Regions from separate parts of the Homo sapiens genome. Here region 1 is linked to region 2. Evidence: read pairs that join two places in POLR2A ChIA-PET (ENCODE). Cell type or tissue: GM12878. All regions are shown on one strand. Each heading gives the region's core, and the rest is flanking DNA. Links, peaks and the distances in the headings are about the cores only.

What was found. Peaks named below come from ENCODE experiments on the same cell type or tissue, not always from the same donor. Only the 100,000 strongest peaks of a DNase experiment are listed, where the experiment ranks them.
Region 1: POLR2A ChIA-PET joins it to region 2 with 8 read pairs; 4 of 35 experiments call an interaction of 5 or more read pairs at or near these places.

What each region holds. Positions count from the first base shown.
Region 1 is chr17:30,686,473-30,690,865 of GRCh38, reverse strand. The region is part of intron 3 of LOC105371723 (a long non-coding RNA gene); the gene reads right to left. Among named protein-coding and RNA genes, the nearest start is that of CRLF3, 140 kb to the left of the region's middle. In GM12878, for the core only: no CTCF peak of the experiment used is centred there; no DNase peak of the experiment used is centred there.
Region 2 is chr17:30,818,545-30,822,937 of GRCh38, reverse strand. All of the region lies in intron 1 of CRLF3 (cytokine receptor like factor 3), which reads left to right. Among named protein-coding and RNA genes, the nearest start is that of CRLF3, 4.0 kb to the left of the region's middle. In GM12878, for the core only: a CTCF peak has its summit at 797; no DNase peak of the experiment used is centred there; H3K4me3 peaks cover 3,057 bases; H3K27ac peaks cover 1,647 bases.

The DNA.
Region 1 (4,393 bases), core at 257-4,256, 130 kb after region 2:
GCATGTGCCAGCACGCCTGGCTAGTTTTTGTATTTTTAGTGGAAATGGGGTTTCACCATGTTGGCCAGGCTGGTCTCGAACTCCTGACCTCAAGTGATCCACCTGCCTCAGCCTCCCAAAGTGCTAGGATTACAGGCGTGAGCCACCGTGCCTGGCCTGTTGTTCTCACCTTTGTGTCCATGTGTACTCAGTGTTTAGCTACCACTTATAAGTGAAAACATGTGGTATTTGGTTTTCTGTTCCTGCATTAGTTGGCTTAGGAGAATGGCCTCCAGCTCCATCCATATTGCTGCAAAGGATATGATCTCATTCTATTTTTTTTTTTTTGAGACAGTCTCATTCTGTCACCCAGGCTGAAGTGCAGTGTCGTGACCTCGGCTCACTGCAACCTCCGCCTCCCAGGTTCAAGCAATTCTCCTGCCTCAGCCCCTCGAGTAGCTGGGACTACAGGCACCTGCCACCATACCCCGCTAATTTTTGTATTTTTTTGTAGAGATGGGGTTTTGCCATGTTAGCCAGGCTGGTCTCGAACTCCTGGCCTCAAGTGATCCACCCACCTTGGCCTCTGAAAATGCTGGGATTACAGCCATGAGCCACCATGCCCGGCCTCATTCTTTTTTAATGGCTGCATAGTATTCCATGGTGCATATGCACCACATTTTCTTTATCCAATCCTCCATTGACGGGTGCCTAGGCTGATTCCAAGTCTTTGCTATTGTGAATAGTTCTGCGACGAACATACATGTGCATGTGTTTTTATAGTAGAACAATTTATATTCCTTTGAGTATATACCCAGTAATGGGATTGCTGGGTCAAATAAAATAGAAGAATTTTAAATTGTTTGAGAAATCTCCAAACTGTCACACTCAATTATAAGGGCAATAATCTCACCCATGAGAATGGGGCCCTCTTGGCCTAATCACCTCCCAAGAACCCCAACTCTTCCAACATATGGATTTGGAAGGGACACAGACATTCAAACCATAGCGGTGACCTTATTTGGACAAAGCGTTTTTGCAGATGTAATTAAGTTAAGGATTTTGCAATGAGATCATCCTGGATTAGGGTGGCCCGAAATCCAATGATAAATGACCTTAGAAGAGAAGGGGGTTAGACACAGAGAAGAAGGCCAAGTGAAGACAGGCAGGGCTTGCAGCAGTACAGACACAAGCAAGGAACCATCAGAGGCTGGAAGAAGAAAGGACGAATCCTCACCTAGTGCTTTCGGAGGGATTGCAGCCCTGCACCACCCTGATTGCAACCTCTGGCCTCCGGAATGGTGAAATAATAAATTCTTGTTGTTTCCAGCCACCTAGTTTATGGTAATGTATTTCAGCAGCCCCAGGAAATGAACACAGGCCCTGATATCCAATTCCACGAGCACTTGATGAAGCATCTGGAGGGGCCCGCGGTACAGTGGAGGGGGAGGGAAACTCGAAAATGGGGAGTGTTGAGAAACGGATGGGCAGTGAGGTGGAAGACCAGAGAGCCTTTTTTTCTTTCTTTTTTTTTTAGACAGGGCCTCTCTTCGTCACCTAGGCTAGAATGCAGTGGTGCAGTCGACCTCCTGGGTTAAAGCGATCCTCCTGCCTCAGCCTCCCGAGTAGCTGGGACTACAGGCACATGCTACCATGCACAGCTAATTATTTACTTATTTTTTGTAGAGATGGGGTGTCACTATGTTGCCCAGGCTAGTCTTGAGCTCCTGGCTTCAAGCGATCCTCCTGTCTTGGCCTCCCAAAGTGCTGAGATTACAGGCTTGAGCCACTGTGCCCAGACTGGGGAACCTCTTTATAGCAGAGGTGATGACCCAGAACTGAGCTGAAGCATGCCACAAACCTACAGGGACAGACAGTAGGTAATATAAATATGCCAAGCAGCCAAGATAAAAAGACTGACTGCACCAGCAATGGAACAACTTCAGTGTCAGGGACACAGTAAGGAAGGTTGAGACTATGGCAAATAATGATAAGAATGAGTAACATTTATCAGCACTTGCTAAGCCTGTTCCTTATATAGCATGAGCTCATTTAATTCAGTTAATTTGGTTGTTTTGTTTTTTGTTTTTTTTTTTTGAGACGAGTCTTGCTATGTCGCCCAGGTTGGAGTGCAGTAGCACAATCTCGGTTCACTGCAACCTCCGTCTCCCAGGTTCAAGCAATTCTCCTGCCTCAGCTTCCTGAGTAGCTGGGATTACAAGCACGTGCCACCACACCTGGCTAATTTTTGCATTTTTAGTAGAGACAAGGTTTCGCCATGTTGGCCAGGCTGGTCTCGAACTCCTGACCTCAGGTGATCTGCCCATCTAGGCCTCCCAAAGTGCTGGGATTACAGGCATGAGCCACCACGCCCAGACAAGGTTTCGTCTTTAGGAGAAGTCAGGCATCCAGATTTTTATGCAAAAATCACATGAGGTCTGGCACTGGTGGCTCAAGCCTGTAATCCCAGCACTTTGGGAGGCTGAGGGGGGCGAATCACTTGAGTTCAAGAGCTCAAGGCCGCCTGACCAACATGGTGAAACCCTGTCTCTACTAAAAATAGAAAAAAATTAGCTGGGCCTGGTGGCCTTCGCCTGTGATCCCAGCTACTTGGGAGGCTGAGGCAGGAGAATCGCTTGAACCTAGGAGGCGGAGGTTTGCAGTGAGCAGAGATCACACCACTGCACTACAGCCTGGGCGACACAGCGAGACGCCATCTCTAAAACAACAACAACAACAACAACAATGAAAAAGCAGCCTATATTTAAAAGCTAGCAAGTCATGGGCCGGGCACGGTGGCTCACGCCTGTAATCCCAGCACTTTGAGAGGCCGAGGTGGACGGATCACGAGGTCAGTAGATCGAGACCATCCTGGCTAACACGGTGAAACCCCGAATCTACTAAAAATACAAAAAATTAGCCGGGCGTGGTGGCAGGCGCCTGTAGTCCCAGTTACTAGGGAGGCTGAGGCAGGAGAATGGCGTGAACCCGCGAGGCAGAGCTTGCAGTGAACCGAGATCGCGCCACTGCACTCCAGCCTGGGCGACAGAGCGGGACTCCATCTCAAAAATAAATAAATAAATAAATAAATAAATAAATAAATAAATAAATAAGAGCTAGCAAGTCATTACAAAATGTTTTTAAACCCTGCATGGACCAAGCCAATTACATCTGTGGGCTGGATTCAGCTCTGGGGTGGACACAGAGGGAGGGGCGGGGCATTTGGTGAAGGCGATGCAAAGCATCATGGGTGAGTTGGGGACCACATGGGCCAGGGGGTTTGACTAGGTGGTGCCTAGGCGGGTGCCAGCATGTTTGTGGGGGCAGGCGCGGGGCGGGGGTGGGGTGGTTTAAACTGAACAGGTGTTTTGGGTCTAGGTTGGAGCCACGATAACATTTTTCAATTTTGAAGAAGTCAGTGATAGCTTTTAAACAGCTGAATGACTCAGTCATGCCTGTCTGTCCCCATCCCCCAATCCCAACACCCAGAAAGCTGTGAATCAGGCTTTCTTTGGGGGTGGAGGGACAGTAGATCCATCCATGAAGGAAACAAACTAAACAGCCCCCGTCTTCCAGCGCGCTCACAGCCCGCCGGCGAGTGGGGGAAGGTGTCCTTAGTAAGGTTAGGATAGGATGGCAGGCGTGATGGTGGGAATGTGGCAGAGGGTTAGTGGTTGTCTGCAGATATGGGAGCCACTGCTATGTGTTCAATGCACTAAGGATGCAACGACGAACAGGACAGACATGGCCCTGCCTTCAAGGAAAAAGACTGTGAAGGAGGAAGGAAATAAGGAGAGACGGTAATTCCAGGGGGTGATGAGAAAATGTAAAAATTAAAATAGCAGGATGGGGGATGGGGCTCAGATCGGCAGCCTACAGGCCCAGGAGACAGAGCCGGTGGGGAGGAGGATGGAGGATGCGGAGCGGGGGTCCTCAGTGGCTCACAAGCCACCCCTTGCTCCCTGGGACCCAGCAGCCTGGCTGGGCCTCTGTCTCCCCAGAATCACCCTATCACACCAAGAACAAACCCACGGCTGACATAGATTCCTGACTCCGAGCCCAAGCAAGGGGGAGAAAGGGGAGGAAAAAAACACCCATCTGTTCTTCCTCTGATGGAATGTGATTTTTCACCCAGCGCTTAAACCTCGAGCTTCTCCTCCCATTTCCTTTCGGCAGCCGCGGCGACGCGATATAAATCGCTGTGAATGGGTTTTCCCGGCCGGTTGCCGTGTTGTTTTAATAATGGTTCATTTTCTGCCTGGGGGAAAAATAGTTGGTAAAGAAATTGAGGAGGGGGGGTTCATTTTGTGTGTGTCTGTGTGTGATTGTGCCTGTGTGTGTGTGTGTGTGTGTGTGTGTGTGTCCCGTTGCCTCAGAGAAGATTCCCGAATATTCCACTGGGACACCAAGTGAC
Region 2 (4,393 bases), core at 90-4,089:
ATTTCTCTTTGAAAATATCTGCATTATTCCTTCTGCTATTTTGAAATAGGGACTCTAGATGTAAGACATTGTATGAAAAGAAAGATATTAAAATACCATCTAACATTTCAGTCAGTTAAGATGTATTCTATATGACCATGATTATTGTTTTTGTATTAGCAATTAAGAATCAGAGTTGACACTAAATGAGTGAGTTTAGCACCTGGGAGTAATTAATTTCTCTTGATATTGGATGCATTAAAAAAAATCGTGATTACACCCTAGATGGTTCAGTATTCAATTTTCAAACCTGTATTTTTTCAATTTTATATCCAACAATTTAAATACAGGACATGCTTTTCTGTGGTTTAGTTTATTATGAGCTTTGTTTTGTTTTGTTTTTGAGGCCCATTGTCTTGGGCTTCAGACAGAAAACACTAAATGAACATCGATCACAATTAGGTTCCTGATGACATTGCCTTCTGACTAGACTGAGTAATAATGTAGTTCTCTTTTGTGAGTGTGAGTCTCTTTTGGGAATGTGTTTTGTGCCAGTGGCAGTTACAACAGCATCTCTCGAAGCTAACTCTAGTGGATTGTGCATGTTTGGGTTTGTGGCATAAGTCCTCTGTCAACTTGCATTTTAAGGAAGGTCTATGGTACAAAAATATTATCAAAGTAAGCAGCTGCTTTTGTTTGGTGGTTTGGATATTTTTAGGGTTCCAGTCATTTTCAGAATAACTGTAAAATATATGGCACTTTAGTCAAGGATTTTGCATGGGAGAAGCATGAGAAGAGCAGAGAGGAAGGGATGCCACCTGTCGTCTGTATTTTTTACTTGCTGATTTTATATCTTTTTGGCAGATGATTTCTTTTCTTTTTTTTTTTTTTTTTTTGGCGGGGGTGCGGACAGGGTTTTGTTACGTTTCCCAGGCTGGTCTCCAACTCCTGGGCTCAAAAGATCCTCCCACCTCTGCCTTCCGGTGATGGAATTACAGGTGTGAGCCACTGTGCTGCCTGGCATGTGACTTTTTTTATTGAGATATAATTCACACACCGTAAAAGTCATGCCTTAAAGTTTACAATTCAGTGGTTTTTAGTATATTCATAGAGTTGTCCAACCATCACCAGTGTCTAATTCAAGTATATATTCATCACCCCCAAAAGAACTCCTTAGCTGTCACTCCCATACCCCCTGGCAACCACAAAACTACTTTGTCTCTATGGATTTGCCTATTCTGGTCATTTCATATAAATGAACTCATACAGTATGTAGCCCCTTGTGACTGACTTCTTTGACTTAGAATAATGTTTCAAGGTTCATTGATGTGGTAGCATGTAACAGTACTTCAAACCTTTTTATGGCTGAATAATTGTTATGTGGATATACCACATTTTATTTATCCATTCATCAATTAATGGACATTTGGATTATTTCCACTTTTGACTATTATGAATAATGCTTCTGTAAAGAATTTGTAGACAACTTTTTGTGTGGACATGTTTTCAGTTGTTTTAGAATATAGCTAGGAATTGGTGGATCACATGGTAACTTTTTGTTTAACCTTTTCAGAAACTCTTGGCATACTTTTTTTCCTTTTTTCTTTTTTTTTTTTTTTGAGAAAGGACCTCACTCTGTCACCCAGGCTGGAGTGCAGTGGCACAATCTCAGCTCACTGCAAGCTCTGCCTCTCAGGCTCAAGTGATCCTCCCATCTCAGTGTGCCGAGTAGCTGGGACTACAGGCACGTGCCATCACCCCTGGCTAATTTTTTGTATTTTTGGTAGAGATGGGGTTTTGCCATGTTGTCCAGCCTCCTGGGCTCAGATGAACACCCACTTTGGCCTCCCAAAGTGTTAGGATTACAGGCTTGAGCCACCGCACCCAGCCTCTTTTTTTTTTTTGAGCCAGAGTCTTGCTCTGTCACCCAAGCTGGAGTGCAGTGGCATGATCAGAACTCACTGCAGCCTCGACTTCCTAGGCTCAAGCCATCCTCCTGTCTCAGATCCCCAAGTAGCTGGGGCTATAGGTACACACCACCACACCTGCCTAATTTTGTTTAATTTTTTTTAGTAGAGATGATGTCTTCCTGTGTTTCCCAGACAGTTTCTTCCTTTTTTTTTTTTTTTTTTTTTGAGAGAGTCTCGCTCTTTTGCCCAGGCTGGAGTGAAGTGGCACAATCTTGGCTCATTGCAACCTTCAGCTCACTGCAACCTTAGGCTCACTGCAACCTCCGCCTCTTGGGTTCAAGAGATTCTCCTGCCTCAGCCTCCCGAATAGCCAGGATTACAGGCGTCTGCCACCATGCCCATCTACTTTTTGTATTTTTACTAGAGACAGGGTTTCACCATGTTGGCCAGGCTGGCCTCGAAGTCCTCACCTCAGGTGATCCTGCCCACCTCAGCCTCCCAAAATGCTGGGATTACCACCGTGCCTGGGTGAGCCACCGTGCCCAGCTGCCAGGCCGATTTCTAACTCCTGAGCTCAAGCAATCCTCTTGCCTCGGCCTCCCAAAGTACTGGTATTACAGGTGTGAGCCACTGCATCTGGCCTACCTTTTGTCTTTGCTTTAGTTTCTTATCCTTTAAACTCTAGCATGAAATTTGTCTCGTATTGAGAAATCATGTTGTATGAACATTTAGAAGGAAGAAGAATAAAAATGTTTTTAAGTTATTCTGTCAAAACTGCCAACATGTAGCAGTTTCTCCTCTTGTGGTTAAGTTTGGGCTCTACCCTCTGTTTTCAGAGAAAAGGAAGTTCTGTGTAGGAATGCAAGGATTGTCTGTTAACTCTTAATGTTTGAATAAGTTAAAGGCTAGAAAGCTGTTCATTGTCTTCAGGAAATCAGATAATGTTTACAGCCAACTTGGCCTAGCTGATGTTGAAATCATTAAGAATAGTTCTCTATAGCTCACTGGAATCCTTGGTACTAAGATGTAAATACCAAAGAAATTAACTCCCACTGTCCTTAAATATTCATTTGTTCATTCACTCAATAAATATTTATTGGGTGCCTACTGTAGGGCTGAGAAACTTCTAGGTCCTAGATTCTGTGTTCAAGGAAATAGATCACTGCCCTCATGGATTTATGCTTTCCTCTTTCCTTTGGTGGCTGATACTTAGGTTACTACCCCTAAAAACAAAACAAGTAAGAAAAATATAAGTTCTATTTGTGTATTCATTTTTATATTTCACTTCTATTATATCTTTCATCACTTGTCCTATTTCTACAGCATTGGCCTTTCTGTTTGTTATAAGTAGAGATCCAGCCTGGCCAATATGGTGAAACCCCGTCTCTACTAAAAAAATACAAATTAGCCAGGTGTGGTAGCGTGCACCTGTAGTCCCAGCTACTCAGGAGGCTGAGCCAGGAGAATTGCTTGAGCCGGGCAGGCGGAGGTTGCAGTGAGCCAAGATCACACCACTGCACTCCAGCCTGGGCGACAGAGCGAGACTCCATCTCAAAAACAAAAACGTAAGTAGAGATAACTGATCAAAATGTCACGTAGTGATGTCAGCTGGCCACTCAGGCCTCACAGAGTGGCACCACCTTGATGACAATGCCAAAGTCAGGGCCTGGTCTTTAATCTTTGTAAGTCCAAAAACTTCATCTTGGTACATTATCAAAGGGGAATTAGTTGAGGTACTGGAGGTGTCTACAGTGAGAAATGCCAGTATTTTAGTCTGTGTGTTGTAGTTCACTCTATAAAATGACTATGTTGGCTTTCATGTACCTTTTGGTATTCTGATTCAGTATTTCTCAGGACACTGACAAAAGCAAGTCTCTGCTCCTTCAAGAGCAAATGGTAAGATCCTGGTACCTAATTAAGATACTAGTTGGTGGCTGGGCTCAGTGGCTCACGCCTGTAATCCCAGCACTTTGGGAGGCCGAGGCGGGTGGATCACATGAGATCAGGAGTTTGAGACCAGCCTTCAACATGGCAAAACTCTGTCTCTACTAAAAATGTAAAAAAAATTAGCCAGGTGTGGTGGAATGCACCTGTAATTCCAGCTACTCTGGAGGCTGAGGCAGGAGAATTGCTTATACCTGGGAGATGGAGGTTGCAGTGAGCCAAGATGGCACCACTGCACTCCAGCCTCAGCAACAGAAGAAGACTGTCTCAAAAAAAAAAAAACACTCAAAAGTTATTTCAAAAAACCAAGACAGGAAGTCTCAGTAGCTTAGCAAAGAAAAGAAAGCTGTTGGCCAGGCGTGGTGGCTCACACCTGTAATCCCAGCATTTTGGGAGGCTGAGGCGGGCGGATCACCTGAGGTCAGGAGTTTGAGACAAGCCTGACCCATACGATGAAAACCTATCTTTACTAAAAATACAAAAATTAGCCGGGTGTGGTGGTGGGCGCCTGTAATCTTAGCTACTCGGGAGGCTGAGGCAAGAGAATTGCTTGAACCCAG